Linked DNA regions of Homo sapiens: region 2 is linked to region 1. Evidence: chromatin loops called from intact Hi-C (ENCODE). Cell type or tissue: Caco-2. All regions are shown on one strand. Links, peaks and the distances in the headings refer to the core of each region. The heading gives the core; the rest is flanking DNA.

Region 1 (16,830 bases), core at 3,596-11,595:
TCCCATCTTGATTAAAGACATTAACACTGCCCCACCACCACCCCCAGTACATGAATCAATATAAAGAAACTATACGCTTTCTTTTTTGAACAATGAAGTCTTCCTTCAGTGAAGCTCAGCATCTGCTGTGAGTTTCCAGAGGACATTGTAAGCAAAGATCCAATCCCAGTGGTTCTTCCAGTTGTGAAATGGGAATCATGTTCTCTGTGTGCCCTACCCAATCTCTTGCCCAAGTGAGAGAAGACAAATATAGCAGTGCCTTGAGTTTTTCAGAGCACAATTAAAGCCAAGGCTCAGCTAGGCATGGTGGCTCACGCCTGTAATCCCAGCACTTTGGGAGGCCGAGGAGGGTGGATCACCTGAGGTCAGTAGTTCAAGACCAGCCTGGCCAACATGGTGAAACCCCATCTCTACTAAAAGTACAAAAATTAGCCGGGCGTGGTGGTATGCTCCTGTTATCTCAGGTACTCGGGAGGCTGAGGCAGGAGAATCGTTTGAACCTGGGAGGTGGAGTTTGCAGTGAGCCGAGATCATACCACTGCACTCCAGCCTGGGTAATGGAGTGAGACTCCATCTCAAAACAAAGCAAAACAAAACAAAAACAAACCCAAAGCTCATTATTATTATTCCTAAGTGCTGGATTCAATACTCAGTTAAATATTTATCAAAAAAGTTCACCTGATTCCTCTTTTTACCTCCTCATTAATTTTTCCCCTCCCCTCCAACCTTTGCATGTTGTAGGTCTGGGCAGGACTTCTCCCATGAGAGATAGATTCTCCTCAAAGTTGCAACCAAGCCCCATATGGCTTTGAACAACTTTTTGTACTCACCCAAATCCAATTGAATTCCTCATTGCTTCACAAATGAAATGTCAATCTACCTTTAAATGACTGTGAACTTTTAAACTCTTAAGCTGTATCTTGTTAATATTTGAGCTCTACTATTGATCTTATTTAAACAGTTTATGAACCTTTTAATCTCATATTTGATAAACTTGAACCTCTCATATCCTCCTTTAACATATTAGAATTTTTGGAATAAATATTACTAAACAAAATTCTGATATGATCCCCTGGGGTAGGCCAAACCACTGTAATTGATAAAAGGAATTTTTATTATTTTAAATATTTCTAAGATGAATTCTCAGCAAGGTGTTGTCTTGTGGCATGTCACTTTTCAAGTGTCTGAGGACATTGCTCACTTTGTAATTCTCACCTACTTTGTGATGCATCTTTGTAGAGTGAGTCGGACCTTTCACGATTCATGCGTTTAGCAGTCAGAATGTGAAAGAACATTTGTAAATGCTAAACTCAGGTTTCATTCCTTCTCTTTTGAAGAATGTCTGCTCACCTTTCAAGAGTCATGGCAGGTTATTTCATGGGCAAGAGAGCTCCACCTGTGAACAGACTCCATTCATACATGGGGATTGAGCATGCAACAGGGATTGCTGATCGTTTGTAACTACAGCTTCTTTCTTTCTTTTTTTTTTTTTTTCTTTTTTGAGATGGAGTCTCGCTCTGTCGCCCAGGCTGGACTGCAGTGGCGCAATCTCGGCTCACTGCAAGCTCCGCCTCCCAGGTTCCTGCCATTCTCCTGCCTCAACCTCCCAAGTAGCTGGGACTACAGGGGCCCACCACCACGACTGGCTAATTTTTTGTATTTTTAGTAGAGACGGGGTTTCACCGTGTTAGCCAGGATGGTCTCGATCTCCTGACCTTGTGATCCGCCCACCTAGGCCTCCCAAAGTGCTGGGATTACAGGCGTGAGCCACCGCGCCTGGCTACAGCTTCTTTCTTATATTTTTGTTCCATTATTGGAAGGCAACTTCAATGAACAAACATCTTCCAAAACTTTTGAATTTTTCTTCTGCTTGCTAAATACTATTTTGTAAAGTTTCAATTACTAGTTCGAATCCACACCTCAATAAATAGATATGTATTAGAGAAGGAATGGAAAAATATTTACTCATTAAGAATACCAACACATGAAAGTGATTTCAGAGTATGGAGTCTTGAGTCAAAAACAAAGGACCCTTCCCGGAAGCTTCCTTTTTTGCTTCAGTTTTTGAATTTGACTGAAGGAAGGTGGAAATGATCACTCGAGCCCCTAATGAATTCTCCTTAGTAAAATACTGGCGAGGAAGAATCAATCCCAGCAACAGGATGATCTGGGACCAGTCTTCAGATGTTAATTCCCACTTGGCCCTACTCTTCTCCTTTAGAACGTTTTTCTTGCAAAATATAATTTAATGCATTTCAGATTCCCCTTCCTACCTAAATAGGGCCATAGAATAATAATTATCTTTCTTATGGGTCTTGGTATCTAAATTAGTAGCAAGGACTTATGAGGTGGTTTACTGCACTTCTTTGCACCAAAAATAATAATTTTTAAAAAGACCACATTGTATCTGATAAAGAGCTCTATAGTTGTGTGAAAAACACAATTAGAGACATCTATCAGTCAGAAAATGTTTCATAGGCCACTGAGGTATTAATTAGTACACTGGAGTAATTGTTTGGTAGTTGGTAGGTGCCACTGGTTACATTGTTGTTAACCTAATAGGCCAGAAACAATTCTTTTCTTTTCTTTTTTCTTTTTTTTTTGAGACAAAATCTTGCTCTGTCGCCCAGGCTGGAGTGCAGTGGCATGACGTCTGCTCACTGCAAGCTCCGCCTCCCGGGTTCACGCCATTCTCCTGCCTCAGCCTCCCAAGTAGCTGGGACTACAGGCACCCACCACCACGCCCGGCTAATTTTTTGTATTTTTAGTACAGACGGGGTTTCACCGTGTTAGCCAGGATGGTCTCGATCTCCTGACCTCGTGATCTGCCCACCTCGGCCTCCCAAAGTGCTGGGATTACAGGCGTGAGCCACCGCGCCCGGCCCCAGAAACGATTCTTGTTCATTTCTTTTCTGAGATGTCTGTATCTGATGTTCACATATAACACCAAACCACATGGTTTTTGTTTGTTTGTTTTTCAGAGTGTCAATCCATATCTACAAGGACAGAGACTGGATAATGTTGTTGCAAAGAAGTCTGTCCCCCATTTTTCAGATGAGGATAAGGATCCAGAGTAAAGAGAAGATGCTAGACGAAAACCCACATTACCTGTTAGGCCTCAGCATGGCTTATGTGCACGTGTAAATGGAGTCCCTGTGAATGACAGCATGTTTCTTACATAGATAATTATGGATACAAAGCAGCTGTATGTAGATAGTGTATTGTCTTCACACCGATGATTCTGCTTTTTGCTAAATTAGAATAAGAGCTTTTTTGTTTCTTGGGTTTTTAAAATGTGAATCTGCAATGATCATAAAAATTAAAATGTGAATGTCAACAATAAAAAGCAAGACTATGAAAGGCTCAGATTTCTTGCAGTTTAAAATGGTGTCTGAGGTTGTACTATTTTGGCCAAGTCTGTAGAAAGCTGTCATTTGATTTTGATTATGTAGTTCATCCAGCCCTTGGGCATTGTTATACACCAGTAAAGAAGGCTGTACTCAAGAGGAGGAGCTGACACATTTCACTTGGCTGCGTCTTAATAAACATGAATGCAAGCATTGGCATATGGAGTTTTCTTTTTAAAGCATTATAAAGAACAATTTCTTTGTTTAATAGAACAACCTGATCTACATATATGATAGTATATGATCCAAACAATAATGCTGTGAACTTAATGGGTCTGGTATTATCCCCATTTTACAGATGGTAGAACTGAGATGCATTCAACACACTGAGATACGTTCAACACACCATTGGGAATCATCAGCAAAATCCAGCATGAAGAGTCTCTACAGGATAAGTAGCCTAGATTTTTCCAACAAATAAATGATAGGAGGGAAAAATGGTGGGGTACTATCATAGATTTTAAAAGGCTTAAGAGACATACGAGCCAAATATAATGTGTGTGGGTCTTATTTGCATCCTGACTCAAAGAAAAGCATTGATCAGACAGTCAGGGAAGTTTGAGTAGTAACTGAATATTTTGGTATGATTCAAGTGTTACACAGTATTATATTATGGCTATTTTTTTAAAAGAGCCCTTATATCTTAGGGATAAATATTGAATTATTTACAGATGATATGATGTCTTGGATTTCTTTAAAATAATCCAGTGGTAGTGATGAGGTGGAGGGCCAGGAGGGAATGGGGATATAGATAATCAAGACTGGCCATACACTGATAACTGTTGAAGCTGGGTCAAGGGTACTTGGGAGTTCATTGTACTTCTTATATCTTTTTTTTTGTTGCTTTTTTTTTTGTTTTTGAGACAGAGTCTTGATGTATCACCCAGGCTGGAGTGCACTGGTGTGATCTCAGCTCACCGCAACCTCCACCTCCTGGGTTCAAGCGATTCTCCTGCCTCAGCCTCCGGAATAGCTGGGATTACAGGTATCCACCACCACACCCTCTAATTTTCGTATTTTTAGTAGCGACTTGGTGTCATCATGTTGGCCAGGCTGCTCTCAAAACTCCTGACCTCAAGTGATCCGCCCACCCCGGCCTCCCAAAGTGCTGGGATTACAGGCATGAGCCCTCGCATCTGGCTTGCACTTCTTATTTCTATGTTTGTATGTATTTGAAAAATTCAACAATAGAACCACAGTTAATGGTTAAAAAGTAAGAGTAGATCATGGTAAGAACTGGCCTGGAGTCCAGGTGTGGTGCCTCATGCCTGTAATCCCAGCACTTTGGGAGGCCAAGGCAGGCGGATCACCTGAGGTCGAGAGTTCGAGACCAGCCTGACCAACATGGAGAAACCCTGTCTCTGCTAAAAATACAAAATTAGCTGGGTGTGGTGGCGCATGCCTGTAATCCCAGCTACTTCGAAGGCTGAGGAAGGAGAATTGCTTGAACCCAGGAGGCAGAGGTTGCAGTGAGCTGAGATGGCACCACTGCACTGCAGCCTAAGTGACAAGAGTGAGACTCCGTCTCAAAAAAAAAAAAAACAACAAAAAACTGGCCTGGAAATAGCAATGTTGGACAAGGTAGAATAAGGCTACATAAGGCTGTGGACAATGTGAGGAAGCCAAAAAGGAAGGTGAATGAAGAGTTGTCCCAAGGTGCTAGGGAAGTAGCAGAGGGATCCACGGGAGAGAAAATCTGGCTGGGGCTAGTGGTGATGAACTAGATAGTGAAGTCAGAGTGGCTGGAAGGAGAAGGGATTTTCCTGGAAAAAAAAATAGGAAACTTAGAGGCAGGAGACAAGGAGAACCTCCATTAGACAGACTCAGAAAGGCCCTTTCTTTCTGAATGGAGTCAGCTGGGCATCTGCAGCACAGACAGAGGGATTTGCCTGTGGGCTGGAGAGGGTCATTACTCCTATCTCAGTCTTCCCACAATGCTCCAGCTGAGGATCTTTGAAACCAGAAAGGTGGTTATAGTCACCCCAGAGACATGTGGAGAACAAAAGAAGAGGATGGTGCTAGCACCACAGCCATTCATCCTGATTGAACTCCCACTGTGGACACAGCCAGCTGGAGCCTCAGAGCAGTCACACAGCATGAGGAGGGGTTTACAATGGAGTCATTCTAGAAGAGAATTTCCTCCGTTCTTGCTACTGGGAGAGAGAAAATAGATTGTTGAGTGTTTCCTACAGCGTTTGTGCAAAGCCATCCTCCCCTCCCACTGCCTTCAAAGTGAGTCACGTGCCAGGTCACCAGGCTGAGTCTTCTAGGGATGGCTCTTCCAAATGTGTTTACACCCAAAGATGCAGTGTTCCGGAACACACCTGGAGGTCCTGAAGGGAGCAATTCAGAGTTGGAAGTGTTTCTGCCAGTGAGTTGGGGGTCTGTCTGGGTTGGGCAGCTACCTGGAGGTGATATGAGCTTGGAAAACTGAGTCATCCACTCGATCCACAGTTCCACAGTCACTGCCACACAATGAGGAGCAGCATGACCCTGACTCCACACTTCCCAAGACTCCTGGAACAGAATTCTATTTCTTTGGCAAGGCTGCGACGAGGACCTTTCCTATTTACTCAGCTAGGCACAAAGGAATAGCAGAAACATCTTTTCTCCTCCTCTTTCCTTTGAAACCTTTGAGAGATACCAGGCTTCACATATAAATCTCACAGATACCAGCCACAGGGTTAGGTCCTGGAGAACGAAACCCTCCAGATCCCCTATCTGTCACAGGATCACATGGTGATCACTAAAGTGCCACTGCCTTGGCCAGGGGGACAGGAGAGCCAGGAAAATGGGAACATTTATTAAAAATAAATTGTCGGCCAGGCACAGTGGCTCACGCCTGTAATCCCAGCACTTTTGTGATCCAGCCAAGGTGGGCAGATCACCTGTGCTCAGGAGTTCAAGACCAGCCTGACCAACATGGTGAAACTCCATCTCTACTAAAAGTACAAAAAAAAAAAAAAAAAATTATCCAGGCCTGGTGGCGCATGCCTGTAATCCCAGCTACTTGGGAGGCTGAGTCAGGAGAATCACTTGAACCCGGAAGGTGGAAGTTGCAGTGAGCCGTGATGGCGCCATTGCACTCCAGCCTGGGCAATAAGAGCGAAACTCCGTCTCAAAAATAAATAAATAAATAAAATAGATTGTCAGCTAGAGGAACTCATTCTTCTAGCTGCGAGTGGGTAGGGGAGGACATGGTTAATTACTTCTCTCTTATGATCCCTTTTTGTGTTCCTGTGGGACCCCACGCATACTTTCATACAGTCCCTGAAACGGGGCATAATGATAAGAGTTACTCTATATACATAACAAGCTCTGTATACATTGTTCATTTAAACATCCCGCCCTACATTTTATAGATGAAGCCATTGAGGCAGACGGATTCCATGACTTAACCAAAACTCCTCAACTAGTAAGTGGCAGAGTTGGAACTTGAATTTAGGCCTCTGGGACTCCACAGTAGACACTCTCCCCTGTACCACACTACCACCTGTTAAAAGAGAAACCTTAGACAGATTAAACTGAACAGACTTTGAGTAAAGAGCAATTTGCAAAACAGGTTCAGAGAGACTCTGCACTGCCGTGTGGTTGAAGACAACCGATGGACAGCAAAAGGAAAGTGAGGTACACGAAAAGTGAGGGACAGAAACAGCCGTATTGGTTACATTTCAGTGTTTGCCTTATCTGAACATGGTTTGAACAGTTGGCCACCTTTGGCCGAATCTCAGTGATTGGCACAAGAGTAGGTTACAGCCTGTTTACACATCCAGCTAGGTTACAGTTTGCTATGTACAGAGAAAACTTTAGGCCGAGCTTTCACTATGTAAGGAGGCAGCTTTGGGCTGAACTTAATTTGGCACACCTAATACTTGTTTACTTATTATATATGTGCCTCATTCAACTGGGTTATAAGCTCCTTGAAGCCATAGGCTGTGTCTCATTTTTCTTTTTATCTTGATATCTTGCACGCGGCCTAACAAAGGCAATAATAACTGCTGAATGAATGAGCATGATGGAATGTTTTAAAGACGTCATAAAAGGTAAATCATCTTAGACTGTGTACAGAGGGAAAGGTGGAATTACCTCTCACTTTGGTGGGATTTACAGATTGATGTGAAGTTGTGAACATGGTTCTCAAGTCTTTCTTTTCTTTTTTTAGACGGAGTCTCGCTCTGTCGCCCAGACTGGAGTGCAGTGGCACGATCTCGGCTCACTGCAAGCTCCGCCTCCTGGGTTCACGCCATTCTCCTGCCTCAGCCTCCTGAGTAGCTGGGACTACAGGCTCCCACCACCACACCTGGCTAATTTTTTTTGTATTTTTAATAGAGACGGGGTTTCACCACGTTTGGCAGGATGGTCTCGAACTCCTGACCTTGTGATCCGCCCGCCTCGGCCTCCCAAAGTGCTGGGATTACAGGCGTGAGCCACTGCGCCCGGCCCTCAAGTCTTTCATAGAATCAGCCAGTAGAACTACCCGCTTCTTTTCTGAGTCACTGCTCAAGTGTCGGTAGTTCAGGAAGTGTCAAGGCACAGAGTTCCTGCCAAATATCTCAGTTTGCTGCACACCATGACGGTTGTGCATGATTCATTTATTAGGGAGACAGACCAGATGCGTGGGACGGCCCTGCTCACCATCAAGGCAGATCTGTGGGCAGACAGAGCATTGGGTTCTGCTGTGGGTTTTCATCGACCAGTGTTCCCTCTCTGACCATGGGAAAGCCACATGGGCAGTGCAGAAGGCATATCCCAGCCCTTCACTGGTATCATGTGCTGTGGCAACAGCCTTGGGGATTAGAACAGAGAAACCTGGGGAAACATTGGCCACTCAATGAGAAGCAAACTTGGAGGGTAGGAGGAAAGTCCTAAGGAGGGGTCAGGGAAGTATCCAGGCCATCAACTTTCAAAGTGCTCCAGGACATAATTTAGAAAGTCAATTGGCACACCTAGCCAGGAGTATATCTTGAGAAAGTAGTATTCTTTGAAGCCTCCTGAAGCCTGGGTTTTACCAACAGCCCAGTCCTGGCAAGATTCGGGGAGCTTGTACTTCACATACTCAACTTTCTGTTTCTAAAGGGAAAGGAGACTCTACCAAGCCTTTTTGGCCATCAGGCTGCTCTTCCAAAATTGTCTGGTGACTTAAGTGTAGGTGAATCAGAAACATGTGGATCAAATTTCCTGCTAAAATACACATGGGTTTGGCAATTAAAAGAAAATGTGTAGAATATGGCAGATTTGGTGGCCAGAAAGCCCCGTGAGAAGGCAAGGGCCACTGAAAATTATCGTAACTATATAGTAAAAGAAAACTTGATTCCAAATGGGCACAGAGGAATCCATGGAGAAAGTTGGTAAGACATTTATGGGTGTCACACATCGGCTTCTGAAGGCCACAAGTAAAGGCAGGGTGTTTGCAAAGATTCTTGTAGAACCATGTCCTTGAATTTGGGTTTAAAAACTTATTAACTTATAAGTTGCAAAAGAAAGGCTCTTTTAGAAAAGAGCTGCTATAAGATGGGCTGAGTTAGAAAAACCTAACAGCCCATCCTAATAGACTGAATGTTCTATTGTTTGATGAATGTTATGTGCCAGTAGAACTTGTTGATAAGCCATTCTTCTGAACAGAAACCATAACTATACACACAGGAAACAAAAATATTTGTAATGGCTTTTAGCAGTGGCAACTGAACACCTGAGGAGTGAGACGCATCTTAATAAAGCCCATTTGGAAACTATAGTGACTTCCCCACAAGGTGTCACCTTCCTTGTTAGGACTCATCACGATACCATTCATTTATTCATTCAGCAGTAACTTATCAAGGATCTATTCTATGTGCCAAATACTGAGCTATATTCTGGGACTGGGGAGTCTTACTAAAGAGGTATAAGATATAGGCTCTTCCTTCATGGAGTTTAAAGCACATTTGCAACCATAAATATTCAGCTATTTGTACACTATTATTACACACTTGATCCCATGGCATCACAGTTTAACAGAGTAGTTAGATACAAAAACTTTGTAATTAGATTTGCATTTGACGGGTTCTGTGACTTACAAGTTGTGTGGCCTTGAGCAAATAATTCCATCTCACTAAACCTTAGTTCTTTCATGTAACCAATGGGAAAGGTAATACTTACCTTATCATATTGATGTGAAGATCCTGTGATGTGAAATTCCCTGCAATATGGCACCTGTGTTAAACCTCTATTTAGATGCCAAATTCAGAATTCATCAGATTTCAGGGCAAGAAACAAACTCTTTACTCTGGATATTTCCATATGAAAGGGATTTAATGCAAGGAATTATGTGCTTACAAAATTATTTAAAGAAGTGGAGGAGCATGAGGCAGGGATCCACAGTTCAGTTTAACCAGTTCAAGGTCACGCACATAGCTGGAATCCAGAGGTCAGGAAATAGTGGTTGGTGTCACTGCCACCACCACATCACTACCAATGATGTGTGATACTCCCAAAGTCATTGTCTTGACACAAGAATGGTGAGTCTGCCTGCAGCTACCATCTCTCATAGCAGAAACAGCAGCAGAAAAATAGATGTTTTTCTTTCTCTTCCAACTTCAACATCTGTGGGAGTGCATCTATTTGGTGTTCCAGTTTGCTTCCAAAAGCCTGTCTCCTGAGGAGTCAGGTATCAGCTACATCAGGGGTTCCCAACCCCTGAGCCACCAACCAATACTGGTCTGTGGTCTGTTAGGAACTGGGCCATTCAGGAGGAAGTGAGCCCCGGTCGAGTGAACATTACGGCTTGAGCTCCGCCTCCTGTCAGATCAGTGGCAGCATTAGATTCTCATAGGAGTGCAAACCCTATTGTGAACTGTCCATGTGAAGGATCTAGGTTGCACACTCCTTATGAGAATCTAATGCCTGATAATCTGAGGTGGAACAGTTTCATCCCAAAACCATATGCCCCTTGCCATCCACGGAAAAATTGTCTTCCACAAAAATAGTCCCTGGTGCCAAAAACGCTGAAGACCACTGATCTATATTTTCCATATAGGGATAGCCAAAACCCAGGTAAGCTGAAGCTCTATGAAAATTCAAAGTAGAGCCCAGCTGTCCTGATCTCAGTTTTACCATCAATTTACTATCTTATAATAGCTCCAAAGGAGAAAAGTGAAAAACCGTAGAATTTTAGAGATCATTTTTTCCCGCCTTCCTGGTTGATAAAGTAAGAAATAGTGCTTGAAAGAAGATGAATAATCGCAGCACAGACGTAAACCAAACTCAAGCTTTATCATTAGGATTGACATAGGAACCATCCCCATGACATAGACCCCAAAAGTACAATGGTATGAATGAAAAAGGTGACAGCGGAGGCTGATCTTTATCATTTTTCACTATGCTTGGCTTTTTTGTTATTGTTGATTTTTGAGTTGGAATGTGAGCTTATTTATCCTCCACAGCTTTTGGAAGATTTCAGCCTGGCTCATCCTACGTTAGAGTGTCTGACAGGGGAATAACGCGTGGTATTTAGATGGCACCAGTTATCCAAGAAGGTCAAATTTCTTTGCAATTAGTCTGTCGTACTCCAGAAAGCCCTGAGAGATGAGACGTTGGGGTATGAGAGAGGGAGTTATCTTCATTTAACAGCAGATAGACTTAGGAAGCGGCAGGGGCCAATGAAAAAGCAGGAACGAGAATGGAAAATGTCCCAACACTATCTCCCTTCCCCCACCAACAACCCAGGAAAAATTTTCCAAATCACTTTCTACATATGCCTTGACTGTTGATTCATCAAAGATGTCTTCAATAGATTCACAACTCAAACCACATTGTGGTATTTAAGTAAAGGGGAGCATTGAAAATGTGAATATAGTATTTCTTCTATTTTTGCAAATGGATGTGTTTGATACCAAACACTGTCAGCAGCTAATACTATTACTATGTTTGCTAATATGCTCAGATCAGCTGGGCACACAACCAAAACCCATAACATTCCTGAGTGAAGTATGATCAGATGCTCCCAAATGCAATTTGCCTTCTTCCCTCGCATCGTAAGAGAAAAGGCTTTTGTTGGATATGTTTTGTGAACACCAAAGAGAGTAAATAGCTTTTTGAAGAAGCCAAAGTGTTTTCCTCCTGATTCATTGTGAATGCCTGCAAGAGTGTTTCCTTTTAAGTTAAAACAATTTACGAATTCTTCCTACTAAATCAATCTACATATTTTTATCACTGCTATTTTTAATAAGTAACTTTTCTTTCTGAAAATTTATTTCACTTTGCCCCAACCTTTCTGTGATTCTTGGGAGACAAGAAACAGAGTTCATGTAAAACACTCTTGTTTATGATGGATGAAACCACAAACTTTGTGTGATGTTAACCCACTCACAGAAGGAGAATCTGAACTTCAGAGTATTTTGTGTTTGGAGAGAAGGCTCACTAAGGGAAATGGGCTCACTTCAATTCAATATATTATAGGAAGGAAAGGATCAAGGAAGAGCTGGTCTTAAAACTGTCAAAATATAAGAATTTGATGGGAAGAAAGAAGGAAAACAGAGCAGTTGGAAATGCAAAGATAAAAGAACTGGATCCAGACATGTCTATGTAATTTCCCAGGAATGGAAATTGTACTGGCAATTTGGAAAGAGATATCGAAAAACAATATACATTAAATGTTGAGCTTTTCTTGCAGCAATGCACTTGGAAGGCTCTTAGAACACATGGCATAATGGTATTATGATTCATCTACATATGGCCTGATCCTTGGTGACTGATGAAAGGGGAAACCAAGTTTCATAAGGAATCAAACACAGAAGAGGAAGCTAAACACTTTTTTAGAGAAAAAAACTCTTTTAAGCTTCTAGGTCATCAGCAGAGTATTAACTAACGCAGCCTACTAAATTTGCATTGGGATAGATCACATATGTAATTTCCTTTAATTCTTCAATAACCCTGTGACATAGGCATCATTTTCTCTGTTTCCTGATAGCCCAAGAGTTGCCATCTCTAAAGTTGCTTAGGTAGTTGGTGGTTGAGCTTAGATGCAAACAGAATTCTTTCCACCACACCAGTGATTGTCAAACCTGGCTGCTTATCAGAATCATCTGGAGAGCTTTGTAAAAATACAGATTCTTGGCCCAGGAAATTCTGATTCAGTAGTCTAGAGCAAGCTCTGGGGATCAATTTTTTGTTTTGTTTTGTTTCTCCAGTGACTCTGATACACAGTGAATTTGGGGAAACATTGCACACAATTGCAACCAGAAATGGTGTGAGAATGGGTGAATACAAAAGCCCCGGAGGGAAGGTTGTAGAACACAGGGACTCCACTGCTCTACGAGAAGCCTGCTAAACTACACCCAGCCATAAATAGTCTCACAAAAATCTACCAGATCTGAAAAACATGCTTCGACTTCACCTGAATTTATTTCTAAGGCCCCAGACATTCCTAATCAGCCCATCTCCTCCCAGATGGCTCTGCAAACCATTCCTATCGTTTGGAATTATGTTTTCAGAAGCCTCACAACCATGATAAAATGCTGTTGCCATAAGCATTTTCCTATCTCCTCAAGATGAATTAGATGAGCTACTTAGTCCTTCATCAATAAATTGTAAAGGGAGAGGCATTTGGAACTATGGATGCCCTTCAAATGTACTTGGCTAGTTACTTGCCTCTGTTTCCAAAAAGATTAAAACGTAAAAGAAATAAGTGGCAAAACGTGCATCATTCCTGGCCACATACCCAAATATTCTTTCTCTTATCCAATATGACTTTTTCCTTTGCATGCTTTTTCACCAGGCTAAGAAAACTAAAATATCTTTCTACAACAAATCCTTAAGGTTTCCCAGAAACACAAAGTAATGGTGCATTATTTATTTCTTAGGAAATTTTACCATGTTATTTTTAGCAGAGTGCATGTTACCCTGACACAGGCCATAAAACTTACTCACTTCTTTGGGGTCTGAGGAATGTCATCTTGTGACTGGTTTTACAGGGAGAACTTATCGGGGTGCAGTTGCAGTTTCCAGAGTGAGTCAGTGCCATCATTGCCTCCGCTGTTATTCAGTGGGTGGGGCACCTGGAGCACAGGAATGTGCTCTCTGATTCCACGACAAAACTAAGGACTGAGGCTCCCCTAGGCTCAGTTGTAGATTTTGAGGCTCTTGAGTTTCAGTTCTCCAATGAGTTCCAGGTAAAATGCAGAAACCAGGCCAGGCACCAATGGCTCATGCCTGTAATCCCAGCACTTTGGGAGGCCAAGATGAGTGGATCTCTTGCCCCCAGGAGTTCGAGACCAGCCTGGGCAACATGGTGAGACCCCATCTCTACGAAAAATACAAAAATTAGTGTGTGCCTATAGTCCCAGCTACTTGGGAGGCTGAAGTGGGCGGGTCATTTGAGCCTAGGAGGTCAAGGGTACAGTGAGCTGTGATCTCACCACTGCACGCCAGCCTGCTGGGTGAGAGTAAGAGCCTGTCTCAAAAAAAAAAAAAAAAAAAAAATGAAGGAGGAGAAATCAGAAACAGAAGCAAGGCAAAAAGGGGGCTAGAGCAAGGGTTATAACAGGAAGGAAAATAAGAACAGCTGCACTTTTAATCTATTCATTCAACAAAGGTCTGGGAGCATCTATGTACTCCAAGTGCCATGTAGAGGCCGGGGATTCAGTGAGCCACACAAAGACGGTTCTTGCCCCCACAGAGCTTACAGGCACGCGGAGGAAACAGACAAAAACCAAGCAAATCTACAAATTGCATAATTTAAAAATTTGGTAAGAGCCAGGAAGAAAGGGCGTTAGTCAAAGGAAGGACATGGCTTAGTATATAAGTTAAGAAATGTCCAGGCTGGGCACAGTGGCTCACACCTGTAATCCAGCACTTTGAGAGGCCGAGGAGGGTGGATCCCAAGGTCAAGAGATTGAGACCATCTTGGCCCACATGGTGAAATCCCATCTCTACTAATAATACAAAAAAATTAGCCGGGTGTGGTGGCACACGCCTGTAATCCCAGCTACTCGGGAGGCTGAGGCAGGAGAATCACTTGAACCTGGGAGGTAGAGGTTACAGAGAGCTGAGGTTGCGCCACTGCACTCCAGCCTGGTGACAGAGCAAGACTCCATCTAAAAAACAAAACAAAACAAAACAAACAAAAAAGCAAAAAACAAAAAAGAAGAAGTGTCCAGTGGCTTTGGGTCAGCATCGGTGAAAGTGGGGAGAGCAATAAAGAAGCAATTGCAACCTTTTAGGTGAGAAATGACCGTGACCTGGACTTGGGGATGGGCCGCGAAGAGTCAGGATGGACTCAAGACAGCTACTGGACTGCCACTGGCCGCGACACTTTGGAGAAACTCTAGCAGTTAGTTCTTCCGACACAGTTCCTACAGGTGACGGGATAAAAATAGAAGACAGCAGGGGAAATGATGAGGAGACCTGGAGCACTTTAGTTACGATTCAACTCAGCCTGTGCTAGGGCCACAGGGACTCAAAGAGGAGGAAGGAGACACTTTCTCCATGCAAGGAGTCTACATTTCATTGAAGAAGATGTGTCCAGCATACATGTAACTACAATAAAGGAAAAATATGACAAGAATAATAGAAAAGGCAGAAGGCTCTGAGAAGGAGGCTTGAGGTCAGAGTAGGAATTCAACCAGAAGAGAGAAGGGTGGGAACTTCTGAGGGGAGGGAGGAGCAAGAGCAAACGTGTGAACATGGTGGTCTGTGGTATGTGCTCAGCTCCTGCTGGGCTCAAATGTTGCATGTGCACAGAGAACATTAGCTGGAGACCATCAGGCTGGCACTGAACACCAGGGGCAGGAGTGGATGCTTGCTACTCAGCTGTGCACTCCTCTCATGTTCTTTTCTACATGTGTGCAATTGAATGTCTGTGTTATATGTGCGTATTAAAAGCGAACTCTCACCTTGAAATTCTTCTTAGTGGCAAGATTCTTTTCTCTAGATTGACAGTGCAGAGCTCACATAGTAATCACTGCTGTTAAAATAGATATTTAGGACTATAGAGTTAAAGCTTAAATACCATTTAAGGGAAGCTGCTGTTATCTGAAATAATTTGTCTTTCTTATTGAAAAGAACCAATACCCTCCCTCCCTCTTTCCCTCCTTCCCTCCCTTCCTTCCCTTTTTTCTTTCTTCCTTCGTTGGAAGAGTGGAAACATAACGAGGGGTTCTGGCTAGTGTCCTGAGGTGTTGGCTAGGTAAACTTTCTGGAGTTGCTCGTGCCAAGAGACCAGCACATACATTTCTCTAGGGGAAGTACATCCTAATTATTCCACAGACATCCATGGATCACTCTGGCTAGCAGAGTAGCACTGCAAAAATCATTACGATTTTTTTTTTTCAGAAAGTTGTTCTACTTTGGCTTAATGTCCACATGACCAAGAATCACACTTTACAGTCTTTAAGGGCCTATCCCATGCTCAGCCACTTTCCTACAAAATCGTGGCGACGTGGAAAGGCAGATATGTGCACCTGGGAGCTTCTAAGATCCTGTCTGCTCTGGCTGATGCAGTGACCAGAGTCACCAGAAACCCTCTGCTCCATCTGGGAGACCCAAGAGAGATCATCTGGAAGCTGGTATCTGGGGACACACTGCTACATTGTCCAGTCCAAAGTCCATCAGCTTTGTTTTCTTTCTCTGTCACACGAACAAGTAAAACAGAGTGTAGAAACAAACACTGCAGGCAAGGTTACCTAGTCTCCTTGAAAAGGTTTCCTTCCTACTGGCTAACTTTCAACCTAAGGGAAAATGCAGCTCGATGCTCAACTGGTAGATTTTCTTTCACATTTTATTATACATGTGCATATAAAGGAATTTCTCTTACTATTGGTTTCTTCCTTCTCTGATCCTCTCTCCAAAGGCACCACATTTCTCCAGAGAGTGTGTCCCAAATGCCTCATGTCTACGGAGTTCTTTGCAAACATTAATAGACAAATGGTTAGTTTATATAAAGCACACATGTATTGCTCTGACATAAGCAGTGAGGAGCCCACAGTTTACATTTTTCATCTTTCTTTTAAAAAGGAATGAGAAATCGTATTCCAGATGATCCAACCTATTACGCTACGAAGGGAAGAGTGGAGAGGGAACCAAGATTGAAAAGAGATTTAAATTTGGACCCTTTGTGAGCCAAGTGCAAATTGGTGTACAAGTTCACATTGATCTTTAGAAGGGAAAGCAGGTATTGAATTTGCTTTCCACCTTTAGCTCCATCCTTCTCTACCTTGAGAAGAAGCCCAAAATACTGAACTTACTTATAAGCTCCTAATTTTAAAGGTAGACTGATACAGGTTAGGTGCAGGGGCTCATGCCTGTAATTCCAGCACTTTGGGTGGTTGAGGCAGGCGGATCTCTTGAGGTCAGGAGTTCGAGACAAGCCGCGGTCAACATGGCAAAACCTTGTCTCCACTAAAACTACCAAAAAAAAATTAGCAGGGCGTGGTGGCGAGTGCCTGTAGTC
Region 2 (16,830 bases), core at 4,631-12,630, 84 kb after region 1:
GGAAAACAACTAATATTTATTGAGCTCTTATTATGTGTTAGGCATTTTACATGTCTTTTCTCAGTTTTCTCAAAATAACCCCAAAAAAAAAGTAGTATGTTCTTTTCATGGAAGAGAAAGAAACAAAGTAACTTCACTAAGGTTTTACAACTATTTAAGTGGCAGAGCTGTGATCTGAACCCAGGCCATTTCATTCTCGGCATCCTGGGATCCTAACCATGTAGCTATTCTGACTATTGTCCGTAACACCTAGGTGGAGATTCATTGTGATCTCTACTGAAAACTGGACTTTGGAGGACAACGCAATCTCACATATAGGAAGGCTGGGGAGACTGCTGGTTTCCAGCATAGGGAGAGATGTCAGGAGACCCAGAATCTGGTCCTGGCTTTTGTTATCCACTTGCTAAGTGACCCTGGGTAGGCTGTATCTTTCTGCACTTCAAATTTTCCAACTATCAAAATAGGAGAATCCCTGCCTCTTTCTTTAATGGGGAAAAGGAACTGAAGAGAATGAATATATTTAAACATTTTGAGAAAAAGATACTTTGAGATAAGGGTGACTGTACTGCGGGTAGGGTGTGGAAGGATGTGAAATGGTAAGTGACTAAATTTGGTTTATCAGAAATGACCTATGTTGAGTTTACAGGAAAAACATATAAAGCTATGTTTTGTACCTCCACCCACACATACTTTTTTTTTTTTTTTTTTAACCATATGCTACTCTGGGATGGGAACTGAGAATCTGGATACTATGTTTCATCTCTGAGCTTTAGCCCTTCCTGGGCGCACCTCAATTTTCATGACAATCGTTAGATTATGTTGAAAAATATATCTCACCAGGCTAGCAGTGGGATTGATTTTCTTTGTCTCCACTTTCTTCTCTGAAGTCAACTTGCTGACTGATTCCTGAGCCATTTTCAATCTGAAATAGAAATAGGGAAAAGACAGGGGAGAGAGGGAAAAGAAAGGAAGAGGGAAAAGGAAAGAAGAAAAGAGTTAAGGCAGGTTAAACATAAACCCAAATGCTTTTGAATTAATCCATCAGCAATTTGAAAATACTGAAATGTTTTTTCAATGCTTGTTATTAAATTCAAATCCTAATTAGGTGTGAAGGCTTCTCTGCTTTATCAAAATTTAATTTTCTTCACCAGCTGAAGCCTGTTTTTGTGAACAATGTGGTAGTTTCTGATGGATGGAGTACTATGTGCACAGAGCATTATTTACTTCAGTGTTATCCGGCTTGTGATCCACTTAGCAGATAATGAGATGATTTTGAAGAATGAAGTTCTGAGGAAATGTGAAACTACAAATACTAAAATTCACGAATTCACATCAATTAAGATGTGATAACCTATAGAATGGGAAAAAAGATAACCTACGGAATGGGAAAATATAAATATATGTATTTTTCATTCTGTAGGTTTTTTTCCATTCAAAAAATATATTTATATATTATATTTATATATTACGTATATTTATATATTATATTTATATATTACGTATAACATATAACACATTTATATATTACGTATAACATAACATTTATATATTACGTATAACATATAACACTTTATATATTACGTATAACATATAACACTTTATATATTACGTATAACATAACACATTTATATATTACGTATAACATAACACATTTATATATTACGTATAACATAACACATTTATATATTACGTATAACATATAACACATTTACTTATATATTACGTATAATATATAATACATTTACTTATATATTATGTATAATACATTTATATACTATGTATAATACATTTATATATTATGTATAATATAATACATTTATTTATATATTATGTATAATATATAATACATTAATTATATATTATGTATAATATATAATACATTATATATTATGTATAATATATAATACATTATATATTATGTATAATATATAATACATTATATATTATGTATAATATATAATACATTTATTATATATTATGTATAATATATAATACATTTATTATATATTATGTATAATATATAATACATTTATTATATATTATGTATAATATATAATACATTTATTATATATTATGTATAATATATAATACATTTATTATATATTATGTATAATATATAATACATTTATTATATATTATGTATAATATATAATACATTTATTATATATTATATAATACATTTATTTATATATTATATAATACATTTATTTATATATTATATAATACATTTATTTATATATTATATAATACATATATGTATAATATAGAAATATATATTTTATATATATATATATTTTTTTGAGACAGAGTCTTGCTCTGTTGCTCAGGCTGGAGTGCAGTGATGCGATCTCAGCTCACTGCAACCTCCACCTCCAGAATGGGAAAAATATTTTTAAATCATATACCTGATAGAAACTTGTGTCTGGAACACAGAAAGAACTCTTACAATTCAAATAAGAAGACAAATTATACCCCCTCCTCTAAAAATGGACAAGGGATTTGAATAGACATTTCTCCAAAGCTGACATACACATGGTCAATAAGCACGTAAAAAGATGCTCAACATCATTAGTCATCAGAAAATGCAAATCAAAACCACAATGGGATACCACTTCACATCCACTAGGACGGCTAGAATCAGAAAGGAAGACAGTAACAAGTACTAGAGATGAAGATGTGAAGAAACTGGAACCCTTATACACTGTTGATGTGATTGTAGAATTACACAGTTGCTTTGGAAAACAGTTTGGCCGTTTTCCAAAACGTTAAGCACAGAATTACCATATGACCCAGCAATTCTACTGCTAGGTACATAAATATATCTATAACTAAGAAAATTGAAAAGATGTCTATATAAAAATTTGCATATGAATGTTTATAGAACCACTATTTATAGTAATCAAGAGTAGAAGCAACCAAATTTCCATCACCTGATGGAAAAATTAAATGTGGTATATCCATACAATGGAATACTACTGAGCCATAAAAAGGAATGAATTTGCTGATACATGCTACAACATGGATGTACCTCAAAAACATTGTGCTAAGTGAAAGAAGCCAATCACAAAAACACATGACTCTATTTATATGAAATGTTCAGAACAGGCAAATCCATACAGAAAGTAGGTTAGCAAAACTATGGGTTTCCCCATGCTGGGGAAAATGGGGAGTTATTGCTAACCAGTCAAAGATTTCCTCTAAAATCAGATAGAGGTAATGGTTGTAGACCCTTGTGAACATACTAAAAACCACTGTGTAGTGAAGTGATACTAATGTGTATGGAATTGTACACTTTAAAAGGGTGAATTTTATGATATGTAAATTCTATCTCAATACAACTTATTAAAAATTCATTAATTCAGCATGATAGTATTTCTTACCCATCAGGTTGGCAAATGTAAACAATTAGACAATATTAACTGTTTGTGAGGATGCAGGGGAATGGGAAGTGCCACACAGTGCACTAAGGAGAAGAAATTGGTCTAGTTGGGTTTGGCAATATCAAGTAAAACTGAAAGCATGTACACTCTACGAGCCATCAAGTTTTCTTGTAGGGAGATACCAAAAAGAATTATAAACAGACACAGAGCTTTCACTGTGGCAATATATGCAATCAAGAAAAACTACAGACAACCTAATGAATAGGTTCAACAGGGTGATATATGAGAATAGCAAATAACAACTAACATTTATTGGGTACTTAATCTGTACCAGGTGCTGTTCTACCTACTGTATTTGAATTAAACTTAATTTTCACAACTCTGTGAGATAGGAACTTCTACTATTCCCATTTCATAGGTCTTAACCACCATGCAATGTGCAATGCTGCTTATGTACTGTATTCATTCAACAGAATAGGGTATAACAGTGAGAAGGAATGAACTAGATCTACAAATTCAAAAATCACAGGAATCAGAGGCATGATACTGAGAGTGAAGAATCCTGCAGTGATACAGTGAATAGTCCATCTGTGATGATGGTCAAGAGCTCAGGCTCCAAAGCCTGATTGCAGAATTAATTCTCAGCCCTATCACTTATTAACTGTGTGACCCTGCACAAGGGAACTCTCTGTGTGCCTTATTTCCTAAAAAACATGACAGTAATAGTGCATGCTACATAGGATCAATAAGAGGACTGAGACAGTATCAGAAGCATGTGAACCAGAGCAACTCCATCTTCAATAGAAGCTGGGTAAAATGAGGCTGGAACCTTTTGGGCTGCATTTCCAGATGACTAAGGCATTGTAAGACACAGGAAGAGACATGAGGTCAGCACAAGATACAGGTCATAAAGACCTTGCTGATAAAATAGGTTGCAGTAAAGAAGCTGACCCAAACTCTCCAAAACCAAGATGGCCACCTAGTGACCTCTGGTCGTCCTCACTGCTACACTCCCATTAGTGCCAAGACAGTTTACAAATGTCATGGCAATAGTCAGGAAGTTACCCTGTATGGTCTTAAAAAAGGGAGGCATGAATAATCTATCCCTTATTTAGCATGTCATCAAAAAATAACCATAAAAGTGGGCAGCCAGCAGCTCTCAAGGCTGTTCTGCCTATGGAGTAGCCATTCTTTTATTCCTTTACTTTCCTGATAAACTTGCTTTCCCTGTACTCTACAGACTCACCCTGTATCCTTTCTTGTGTGAGATCCAAGAACCCTCTTTTGGGGTCTGGATTGGGACCACTTTCCTGTAACATCTTTCTGGCAACCACAGAAGGGACTATAGTGAGGAAACCCCTGACCCAAAGGCTAGCTTTGGGTAACCGGTGGGGTCCTGTATCAGCAGTACAGCTCCAGGCAGGCGGTAATAGCAGAATAAATGTAAGCTGCTATTGTTACTTTGCATGCAGTATGCTACACTGTGCGTATAATTTTAAATTGAACCCATACATACAGACATCTATCTGTATTTATATATGGATACACACATATGAAAGTATTCAAAATAGACTAGAAAGATACTCAATAATTTCATGATAGAGGTTATTGCTAGAAAGATCTGGGAAGAGAATGACACTGGCAATAATATGCCAAGTAGAATTTCATTTTATCTGTAATACTTCATTTTTAAACTTAAAATCTTAAAGAATATATGATGCATGTTAATAGTTATAATTCTAGGTAGTGGGAATATGGGTGTGATATGCTATCTTTTATATTTTTATTTTTAAAATTTCTTCAAAAAATCTTCAAAATAGTAAATACTTAAAGATCTATCAACTCAGACATTTAAAAAATATGCTTTTTCTTCCATGCTTCAAATAAAAATATCTTACTTAATATTAATCACATACTTGTTGGCATCTGTAAGTGGCTGAGTAGCTTAGCTCTTTATTTAGCTAATGTTATACAATTTGCTTAAAACACACATTTAGTAATCCCATCTCCCTGCCCACATGCACACGTTAGTTACAATGAATTCAACATTCTTACTTGTGCACTGGACAATAAATTAATTCTACTGTTGCAGTGGGAAAGCAGCCATCTGAAAAATGCATCAACGACCGGGCTATGCTATGTTCTGATAGATTTTATTGACAAATACTGGTAGTGGGCCAGATCCGGCTCATAGGCTGTAGTCTGCCAATTCCTGGACTGTATCATAGGATTCAAAATCTTATGCTTTTGGACTGGCAATACAATCTCCCTGCTATAAACCCAGTTTACTTATCTTACCTTTTCAGACCCAGATCTGTTGTTGTATTCGTAGTATGCTGGTTTAATTAGCTGAGTATCCTTGGATAAGTCATGTAACCCCCAAACCTCAATTTCCTCATCTCTTTAAAGTGTGAATAATACCACACCTAATAACATTGTTGCTATAAAAATTAAAGAAAATACTATATGTGATTACTGATCAAGCATCTTTTCCTTCACCTCACTCCACGTGTTCCATGACCCACCCAAACGACTTACATTCTTTGTACATGGCTTTTTCTCACCTTTGCATCTTGCTTTTACTGTTCCCTCAATGACGGTCTGAGTCATTTCCATGCATGCAAATTCTTCCCATTCTTCTATTTACAGCTTAAGTGTCAAAGTCATGAAAGCTTCCTTCATCTCTCTTAGCCAGAAGTAATTGCTCTTTTCTTAAATGACAAAGCACTTTGTGCCTCTCTTAAGGTACTTAAGGCATTTCATCTTAGAACTGAGTAGGTGTCTTATTTTTCTTAAACCATTGGAATGACTTAGGGACAACGAGCAGGATTTATCCATATTTGGGACCTCTCCTTGTTCCTTTACCCAGCACTGTACCATGCTCAAGTCAGTTCTTAGTATCTACGTGACAAATGACATGCATTGATAACTTTTGTTTTTCTGACTTAAACAATTTAAATGTTTAGTAAATAGTTATAAAATGATTGCTTTTTGCATTTATCCTTGGGAAAAAACTATAAAAACATTTAGAAGTGTAGTTCCAGTTACTGATTAGCTGATTAAGTCTTAAACAAGGAAAAAGAAAAGATACTCAAGGCCACCCAAATGTGCTAAATATTTACACGTGTCATCTTATGTATAGATTCCAAGATACTTAAAAGTATCCACATTACTTTGCCCACAAGGAGACTAAGACTCAGTGAGGTTATGTGACTTTGTCCCAAGTCTGGAATTTATTTCTCCCACTTAGGAGGTAAGGGCTTTTTGCATTTAATCAAAGAAAATTTGCTGGTTAGACAGTTTCTAGCTGCATACACGCTCAACCTCCTCATTGTTTGTGGACTTGTTTTTGTTTCTGGCCTAAATGTTGGCTCTAATGTCCATCAGTAGATGACTGGACAAAGAAAATGTGGATCACATACACCATGAAATACTATGCAGTCATAAAAAGAATGAAATCACGTCCATTGCAGCAACATAGATGGAGCTGCAGATCATTATCCTAAGTGAAATAACTCAGAAAGAGAAAATCAAATACTGCATGGTCTCACTTATAAGTGGGAGCTAAACAGTGGTTACACATGGACATATAGAGGGAAATAACAGACGCTGGGGGTGGGGAGAGTGGGGAAGACAGTGAGGGTCAACAAATAATCTACTGGGTACAAGGTTCACTCTTCAGGTGATGGATACAGTAGAAGCCCAAACCCTGCCACTATGAAATACATCCGTGTAACAAACCTGCACAAATCCATGTACCTCCTGAATTGATAAAAACAAAAAAAAATAAAGGTTATATGGCAATCCTTACAAAAGAATTTGGAAATATAGGAAACAAACAAACATATCAGAGAAAGAAAATATATATTCTCAATTGATAAACGTCTCAGTAAAATTTTTGAAAACTTTATCTTTTCCTCTTTCTCATTATCATGCATATGCTCCCTAAGGAGTTATTGGGAGCCCCAGTAAATACCAAGTGCTGCCAAAGACTACTGAGGAAAGACACAAGTGTAAGATGGGAAAGTGAGTCATGTCCTCTGATGTTCTTGCCTAGTCTTGACTCTGTAGAAGTTGACTGTAACCTGGCCGGGTGTGGTGGCTCACGCCTGTAATCCCAGCACTTTGGGAGGCCGAGGTGAGTGGATCATGAAGTCAGATCGAAACCATCCTGGCTAACACAGTGAATCCCCATCTCGACTAAAAATACAAAAAATTAGCCAGATGTGGTGGTGGGCGCCTGTAGTCCCAGCTACTCAGGAGGCTGAGGCAGGAGAATGGCGTGAACCCGGGGTCGGGGGAGCTTGCAGTGAGCTGAGATTGTGCCACTGCACTCCAGCCTGGGCGACAGAGCGAGACTCTGTTTCAAAAAAAAAAAAAAAAAAAAAAAAAAAAAAAAAAAAAAAATAGTTGAAGTGGCGTGGCTTTCCATTTAGAGATTTAGGCTCCCCACTGTTATAGCCTCATCTTTTGGGAAAGCCTATGGGCATACTGTGGGCTTTCTACAGGTTAGAGGCATACAGCTGCAGCTAAATCAAGTCAATTTTCAGAATCTAGCCATCTGTGAGACTGAGGAAGTACCAAGTCTTTATTCTTTTGACATTCAGTATTTCACTGGTTTGTGTTGTACAAGGCAGAAGATACTGAAATCATTATGAAGTTTGTAATAACAGAAGTGCTTTTATTTTTGACCACAGGGATTGAGCACACCAGCCAATCAAGAGATAAATGAGATATGGAGGAAATGGGGCAGATAAGAGTGTTCAGGCTGCTTTACACTCCTTTTCACTATTGGAAAATCCAATAGTTTGGAGCAGTGTTTGTAAACTATTTTTCAAAGAGCTTTAACCTTCAGCAAAGGTGTTTCAGGGAGAAGAGGCAGAATTAGGGGATCCTCCAGATGCCAATGTTGGCAAGCTCTGCTTCAGTTAGAAAAGCTTTACTTTGTTTTATACATTGATGATTTATGTATGTTTTTAGACAAAAAGAGGTCTGCTTTTTTTTTTTTAACAGAACTTTTTGAAGCTCCTAGGGGGAAAAACAAAACAAAACAAAACAAAACAAAACAAACCTTCCTCTTCAGGAGAAAGACAACAGAAGCCAACAGAAAGCTTCTTCCTAAAGAACTGTCTATGAATATCTTAGAGGTAGACAACTGATTTAAGAAGACCAAGGGGATGATTCTTCTGACAGCCATAACCACAAGATTTCAGATTTTGGGCTCCAGTAAAACATCAAATCTACAAAAATCACAACATGGCCAGCTTTCCCACTCTCTTCTGCTTATTACTTTCCAGGTAAGTTCTAAGCCTGTGAGATCACCAGTGTCTGGCAAATACAGACAGGCACAGTGGGGACAGATCCAGATGAACCAGACTGTGGAAATAAGTGGGGCACCCATTTATTTCCCTCTCATAAAGGCAGAGATTGCCTCACATTTCATTATGATTCATTTTATTTATGGTCTTTTCTGGAATTTTGCTTGAGTTCCCTGATTTCTGCCCTATGCAACTTTCCAATGTCTATTTGCCTCCTTTGCTTTTAATAGCTTCAGAATGAAAATTAAATAGAGCTATCTTATTACACCTTGCCTATGGCTTCTCCCAACTTAATTCTGTGACTGCAATTAACTTTTTTTGGAGGGGGGTTCATCTGCTCATCCTCGTTTCCTTTCTTTCCCATTCAACGTATCTGTGTGAACTGTAACAAGACTGTCAACCTGTTAACTTTTGAGTAACTCTTAAGTATGATGCTAGGGGTGTGTGTGTGTGTGTGTATACGTACGTGTGTGTGTGTGTGTGTGTGTGTGTGTGTGTGTGTGTGTATATATATATATATATATTTTTTTTTTTTTTTTTTTGTAGAGATGAGGTTTCACCATGTTGCCCAGGCTGGTCTCAAACTCCTGAACTCAAGCAATCCACCTGCCTCAGCCTCCCAAAGTATTAGGATTACAGGTGTAAGCCATCAAGCCCAGACAAAGGCTAAGTTATATTTATAATGAAAAAAAGGAATTTAGGCTGATGACTGGCGTCTGGACACAACAGGTCTCAAATCATGGTTCAGGTTTGGGTTTACACTCTAACCTATGGAATTAATTTTAGTGTTTAAAAATAGGTAACTGGCCCCTGAAAATTAGCGTTATCTTTTAAACACCTATGGGTGATATGTTAGAAATTCTCCTAAATAATATGATTGGTTCATTTCAGTCAGTACAGAAAATACAATCTGGTAATACTATCAGGGCATTTTTGTTAATACATTACTTGCTTTTGTATTGTAGACAACAGGACCAAGAAGTGACTTCAGGAGCAGAGGAATAAACTTTTGGCCTCTAATGCTACTAGCTTTAAAAAGAAAGCCCTACCAGCTACCTAGTACAGTGTGACTAAAATTAATCACCGCTCGACTCAGATCATGTATGTTTCTTGATCCAAGCCATTAAAAGTTAATGGCTTTGGAAATATTGGCAGACAAAGGCAAAGAAAAGAGACACATTGAGGGAATATGGTTCATGAAAGGCATCTTGGGAAACACATGAGATCTGACCAGCTATAATATGAATCTCTTTAAAAAAAGATTTTAATATCACTCGTTGCTAAAGAAAGAAGATAAAAATGGTCTAAAAAATGGATACGGTATGCTCTGTGTGCCAACAGGTAATGTGCCTTTAAGTCAGCATGCCACAGGAAATGTCCACGTTCCCTAAAAAGTAGGATGATAAAAACTGAAGGTCCAAGCTGCTGCACCACTGGACTTACCCTAAATGTAAAGACAGGAGTTCAGAATCTCTCTAATAAATGCAAGAGCTCTTCATTCTCATGACTGTTCAGAAATACATGGACGAACATGATAAACAAAGGAACATGCAAAAAACACATTTTTACCACTGGCTCAGTCAATTCTGGCCTATGGTCCTTTGGAATGGTGAATAAGGTTTCCGTGGTATAAAAAAGGTATTGGCCCTCACTGTAGATCACACCTGTAAAATAAATGACTCACCAGTCTGACTACCCAATATAGCTTTGCTCTACCAGTCATTATCAGGGACAGCTTCTATGAGCAAATAATGACACTCTTATGGTCTCCCTTCAGAAGAAAAAGTCAGAAAAGGGGTATATAGAGCTTCAAGGATGAAATACAAAAAGGAGTGAATATTCACTCCTTTGCCATGATCTCCTTGCAGCTTTGAACTAAGTCACATCAGGCCAAGGCACAAGGAATAACATATAGACTTTGGGGCATCAGGGAAATGGCTTCCTTGCCTCAGAAAGCTCAATATCACATGGTTTATGGCATTTTGAATAGAGAAGATTGAGGGCAACGTTTTGATCTTTTTCTCATTAGGCTTACCTGAAACATAGATGGTATTAACGCCATAAGGGCTGTTTTAAATATGCTTTCAGAGGGATATGGCTGTGTCCAGCCATCCCTCCAACCACTGCCTGGTGGCCTGAACATCAGAAGTAAGGCTCTGTCCACTCTATATAGTTTGTTCAGGTCTTTTGATACTACTCGAGTCTATACAAGGTACAGCCCCCAGTTCCCAGAGCGAAATTGTTTCTCCAGGCGAAAACGGGCTAATGTCCAACTTTGATTCTAAATAAGTGAGATCGTAGAGACCTGACCAGGGCTGTGAGGACCACTCTCATTTCTATCCATCTTGACAACAGTCACTCACGAGGCATTTCTGAATTCCTGACATAACTATCGCACGAGGTTAACTGCTATAAAAGTCAATGAAATAAGTAAAGTCACTCCCTACTGTAAGAAAAAAACAACAACAAACTCATTAATTTCTCAATTTAAAGGGAAATTTTTTCCTTGCTGCAGCAGCTGATGAAAACATCATTGACTAGGCTATGTGGAATGTTTCCAAAGGGTAGAAAAATAAAACTAAGAGAAAAGAGCCATAAACAGTAAGAAAGAATGGGTAACCCCAAGTTCATTTATCCCAGGCAGGCCAACAAGGCCACATACTTAGACAGACACACTCTTCCATGCTCATTTTCTCTTCAGAGTCTGACCTTCGGCCCTGACCGCTCTGGCACCGACCACCTCCTGTGCCTCCCAGGTCAGTTTCACTAGCAGCCATGATAAAACAGACCAGCAGGAAAGTAAGAATACCAGCAGAAAGTAATCTTAGGCTTAGCTCCTAACACACCAGAATTTAGCCTTTAAAAGTTATTCCAGTTGGGCATGGTGGCTCACACCTGTAATTCCAGTGCTTTGGGAGGCTGAGGCAGGACTGCTTGAGGCTAGGAGTTCAAGGCCAGCCTGGGCAACACAGCAAGACCCTCTCAACTAAAAAATGCTTTTTAAAAAATGAGTTGGGCATGATGATGTGTGTCTGTAGTCCTAACTAGTCAGGAGGCTGAGGCAGGAGGATCACTTGATCCCAGGAATTGGAGGTTACTATGATGACACCACTGCATTCTAGCCTGGGCAAAAGAATGAGACCTTGTCTCTTAAAAAAAAAAAGTTATTCCATGATAAATTAGCATATCACTTCTACTTTGTCCAATTGTGTACTTTGTCAAATCTAAATCTGACAATTTTCCCTACTCTATTCCTAAGATATTTTCCTATTTAAAAGTAAAAAACTTCTCTTAGAGACTGCATGCATTTCACCAGCTACACAGATCAGCCACTTCATAGTTTTTGTGAGCTATCACTTGTATACCCAAACATACTTTGACTTCAAGTGATTAATTGCAGAACAAAGTCCTCTTCCGTTTGCAGAGCTTCTCCCCCAGGACACAGGGGAGTTGAAGTTGGGGAGCCCTGGACTTGCCCTGGAATGCATGATCAGTTAAAGCCAATCACTCTGCACTTAGTAGACATAACACCCAGAGCCGACCCGGCGATTTAGGTGCAGAGTGAAAGGTAACAGCATCGCATTCATTTCCTCATTTAGGGAGAGTAGTCTGGGAGACAGTTTGAAAACTGAAATCAGCCCTGTGTCATAAATTTGCAAATTTAATTGAAATGCATTAGTCTTTGGAAGACATTTCCAATCCCGATAATGAAGACATGCATGTGCTAGCAGATGCAAGCTCCCCCTTTTGGTTTTGAAACCTCTACCACCTACTGAGTCTCACCAAAAACTAGCACTGAGAGCCTGTTTGCATGGGTGACTGGAACAAAAGGGTGAGGAAACAGGGAAGATTGTCTGGAGTAAGGAGTCTCTCTGGCGCCCCTCAAATCATTCTACCCAGGCAGCCCCCTGTTGCATCTCTGCCCAAGGCAGGAGCTGTCAGGAGTCCCACAGATAAGTAATTTAGAAATATTCTAGGCTGAATGAAGGAGACATACTTTAGGTTTCCATTGTTCTCTGCCAAGCTAGGGAAATGGAGTGCGGACAGATGCTCTCTAAGGTTTTGATTTGAGCTCCAAAGAGGTTTGAGGCTTGGCATAGCCATGAATCCAAAGGATCTCCACTTCCTTCTTTTTTTCTAAACAAACTGAAAGTAATACAGTCAAGAACAGAGCTGGCGATTGTTTTATTCCATTAACTAATCTTTCTTGTTCTGAACATGTCTATTCTCTTTAACAAAGCTATTAAGATTTTAGATTCTTGGGCAAAAGCAACCCATATGGGATACATTTAGGGACTTCTACCACCAAAACCCAAATAAACAAGATTTTTCATCTATCAGCAGCAGACAGCAAATCTTGCAATCAATTTCAACATGGCAAAAGGAAACACAATGATTATTTATTTGTTCAACAAATACTAACTCAGCATCTACTATATATATGGAAAAACAAGGTGCTACAGAGAAAACAAAGTGGTACAAGACATTGTAATTATCTTCTAGGGGCCTATGATTTATCTAAAAGAGAAAGTGCCTATAACCAAATGAATAAAAAACCAAATCATTAAATGACAAAACTGAAGATACAGTAAACCCCCAAAATTCTGGAGATACGATAGCTCACACAGATTGGAGAAAGCTTCATGAAGGACACCGTATGTGATCAATAAATTTTTCCAGAATAGTTTCATAGTCTGTATATCACTTGAGACATAATATTTTTAGATTATACCATTATGTAAATATTATAGTAGTTTTAAAGTAGAGTCACACACTGCATAATGACATTTCGGTCAAAGACAGACCTCATATATGATGGTGGTCCCATAAGGTTATAATGGAGCTCAAAAATTCCTATTGCCTAGTGAAGTCATAGCCACCATAATGTTGTGGCACAACTACTTTATTATAAAAATAAATTTAGTGTAGCCTAAATGTACAGTGTTTATAACATCTACAGAAGGGTACAGTAATATTCTAGGCCTTCAGATTCACCCACCACTGACTCACTGACTCACCCAGAGCAATTTCCAATCCTGCAACCTCCATTCATGGTTAAGCGCCCTACACAGGTGTACCATTTTCTATCTTTTATACTGTATTTTTACTGTACCTTTTCTGTGTTTAGATATGTTTAGATACACAAATACCATTGTGTTACAATTATATTCAGTACAGTAACCTGCCGTACAGGTTTGCAGCCTAAGAACACTAGGTTATGCCATACAGCCTAGGTGTGAAGTAGGCTACACCATCTAGGTTTGTGTAAGTACACTCTATAATGTTCGCACAATGATGAAATCACCTAACAATGCGTTTCTCACAATGTATCCCGCTAGTTAAGTGACACGATTCTACGTGTTTAAATTAAGTGCTGCAAATTTATATTATAGGAATGTGCAAATACACAAGAGACTGGAGTAGACCAAGCACTCAAAGGAGGAAGCACAGAAAAGAAGGCAGTTAGGCTGATCCCAGGAATAACACTGCATGATTCCTCCAAACGCATGTTCAGTCACCCAGGTCCGCCTCTTTATGTCTATGTAGCCAAATTCATCTGCTGTCAATGCCCAGCTCATTTTCTACTTAAAATCACAGGAAGTCAGGGTTGGAAGAGAACTGCAAGATCACCTGAGCCCAGGAGTTTCTAAACTTGGCTGAAGGATCACTAGGAAGGTGTCAATCTCTGATCTCCAAAGCCTACCTGGTACATGTAAACAAGAGGATGGTGAAGCCAAGGCATTTATTAAGGAAACTAAACACAAAATGTGTTCTTGCTCTGCCATCTCTGTGGGGAGTTTCTAAAACCACAGATTTCTAGACTCTACACTCTGGTATTCTGATTCAGTGGATCTGTTTACATTTTTACAATGACCTCCAGGTGACTTGGGAGATCTGCCAGGTTTGGGAGCTGCTGATCTCTAACACTGCCCTACTGGCTTCTGAATCTCCTCTAAAACTATCTGCTTAGGGTGGTCCTGATTATGGCTAAGTGTCTTCTCAAAGCTCCCTGTAGCTTCCACATTTCCTTTGGATCATTTCTTCCTCCAAACTCTTACACCAGCCAAGATCTTCAATGCTCTTTCAATATCCAGCTGTGCGCTGGAGAATGCACCATACAAGACACAGCAAAGAACAGGCTTGTGTCCTAGAAGTGGAAAGATACACATAAACTGCTAAAATAACAAGTTGGAATGAATTAAATACTAAAGGATCGTAAGAAGAAAATGCTGTCAGAGCCCACAGGAAAAGCTAATTCTTTTATTAAGGGAGATTTCAGAACATTTCTACAGAACCTGGTTTCTGGAGGCAGCCCTTGAAAGACGACTCTATTTTGATCAGCAGGAAATAATGGGGGGAATGCGGTATGAAGAAATTATCCAGTGAGAACACAAGGAAAGAAAGTGCAGGTGTGAGACAGTGAGTGGTCATAGTAGGTGCAGGGAGGGATGAGGCTATAGGAAATGAGGCTAAAGAGTGAGTTTAGGGCAGGTTCTCAGAGGGCCATGCTATAATTTGGGAGAGAATATGAAGTTCTTGAAAGAACTCAAGCTTTAGTGTAAAAAAAAAAAAAAAGACCTAGGTTCTTATCCTCATTCTGTTTATTAATGAAACTATGACATTGAAAATTCATTTACTCTCTCATGCTTAGCTGTGAAATAGCAATAAACCTTTTTTTTTTTTCCTTCAGGGCTGTTGTGACAACTTAATACATTAATAAATTAAAGTACCATCCATGGCTAATTATCTTTCCTTTATTTCATGAGCAATGGAAAACCACAGAATATGTTTAAAGAGATAACTATGATCTAAATTCTGTTTTGGAAAGATAATTGGATGCAATATTCAGGGACACTTCAAGAGGAAATAGAAAACCTCTAGGCAGAGAGAAGAGTTAGAAGGATGTTTCAATAATCCAAGTGAGAGATGATAGAGTCCTGAATCAGAGCAGAGACACCTCAAATACAGGGTAAAGAACAATCACCATTAAGGGGGCAAAACTATAAAGAGTCAGAAATAGATGAAAAATAAATCTTGTAGCAGTAAAAATAATTCTCATTCCAGCCTGCCTTTTGCTAATAGGAGGAGGATAGTGTTGCAATTGAAAGTTAGGGAGCCTAAGAGGAATAGGCCTTAGTTGAGATGGAATAATTTCCAACCGAGACATATTGAATTGCAGATGAAGGCTGGGTATACAGTTTAATGTGCAGTAGGAAATGTAGGTCTAAAACTTGGGAGGCCTTGGCAATGAGGTGATAGGTGAAGCTGTGAAAATAGTTGGGACTAACAAAACAGAGAATAGAGCAGAAAAGAGGAACACTGAGATTTACCTTGGGGAAGGCCCACACTTAAGGAACAGAAGAAACAGAGGAACTAAGGAGGGAGATGAAGAAGGGGAGTAGTCACCTTCGCAGAGAGACCCAATATATTATCAGAGCAACGAGGCATTTCGAGATGGAGGAAACTACCATTGGTGTCAAAAACTAGCAGTGGCACACTTTGGGAGGCCGAGGCGGGCAGATCACGAGGTCAGGAGATTGAGACCATCCTGGCTAACACAGTGAAACCCAGTCTCTACCAAAAAAAAAAAAAAAAAAAATTAGCCGGGCGTGGTGGCAGACGCCTGTAGTCCCAGCTACTTGGGAGGCTGAGGCAGGAGAATGGCATGAACCCGGAAGGTGGAGCTTGTAGTGAGCCGAAATCGCGCCACTGCACTCCAGCCTGGGCGACAGAGCAAGACTCTGTCTCAAAACAAAATAAAACAAACAAACAAAAAAAACCCAAAAAAACTAGCAGTGGCAAAGAATTAGTTAGAAGGAGTCATCTGATTTCAGTTAGGAAATGTGACACAGTCTAGTAACAATCTCAATATGCAGTTCTCCTGCTTCCTTTAGTAAAGGAAACCATGAGTCTTTAGCAGGGACATGGCTCCCAGCTAAGCCTACATTTCCTGGTCTCCCTTGTGTATGGCCATGAGACTAAGTTCTGTCCAATGGGATAAAGTGGAAGTGATGTGTGCACCTTCCAGCTCATGCTATTTAATATTAAAAGGAAAGGTTGTGCAGTCCCCTTCCCACTGGCAGGAACTCAGCAGCAATGGTAGCAGTAGACCTGACGTGTGCCCCCTTACA

Evidence for each region. Peaks named below come from ENCODE experiments on the same cell type or tissue, not always from the same donor. Only the 100,000 strongest peaks of a DNase experiment are listed, where the experiment ranks them.
Region 2: a loop joins it to region 1, with 4 times the contacts of the local background. A loop is called at or near these places in 1 of 110 quality-filtered maps.

What each region holds. Positions count from the first base shown.
Region 1 is chr15:32,693,533-32,710,362 of GRCh38, forward strand. It overlaps ARHGAP11A-SCG5 (ARHGAP11A-SCG5 readthrough), which reads left to right. Exons shown (of 14, transcript NM_001368319.1): 14 at 2,982-3,566. The coding sequence ends at 3,077. It overlaps SCG5 (secretogranin V), which reads left to right. Exons shown (of 6, transcript NM_001144757.3): 6 at 2,982-3,560. The coding sequence ends at 3,077. Among named protein-coding and RNA genes, the nearest start is that of GREM1, 16 kb to the right of the region's middle. RefSeq lists a silencer at 6,996-7,290. In Caco-2, for the core only: no CTCF peak of the experiment used is centred there; a DNase peak (open chromatin) is centred at 7,129.
Region 2 is chr15:32,775,998-32,792,827 of GRCh38, forward strand. FMN1 (formin 1) reads right to left here. Exons shown (of 21, transcript NM_001277313.2): 20 at 838-922. LOC107984089 (a long non-coding RNA gene) reads left to right here and starts at 8,481. Exons shown (of 3, transcript XR_002957769.2): 1 at 8,481-8,677. RefSeq lists an enhancer at 5,761-6,324. In Caco-2, for the core only: no CTCF peak of the experiment used is centred there; no DNase peak of the experiment used is centred there.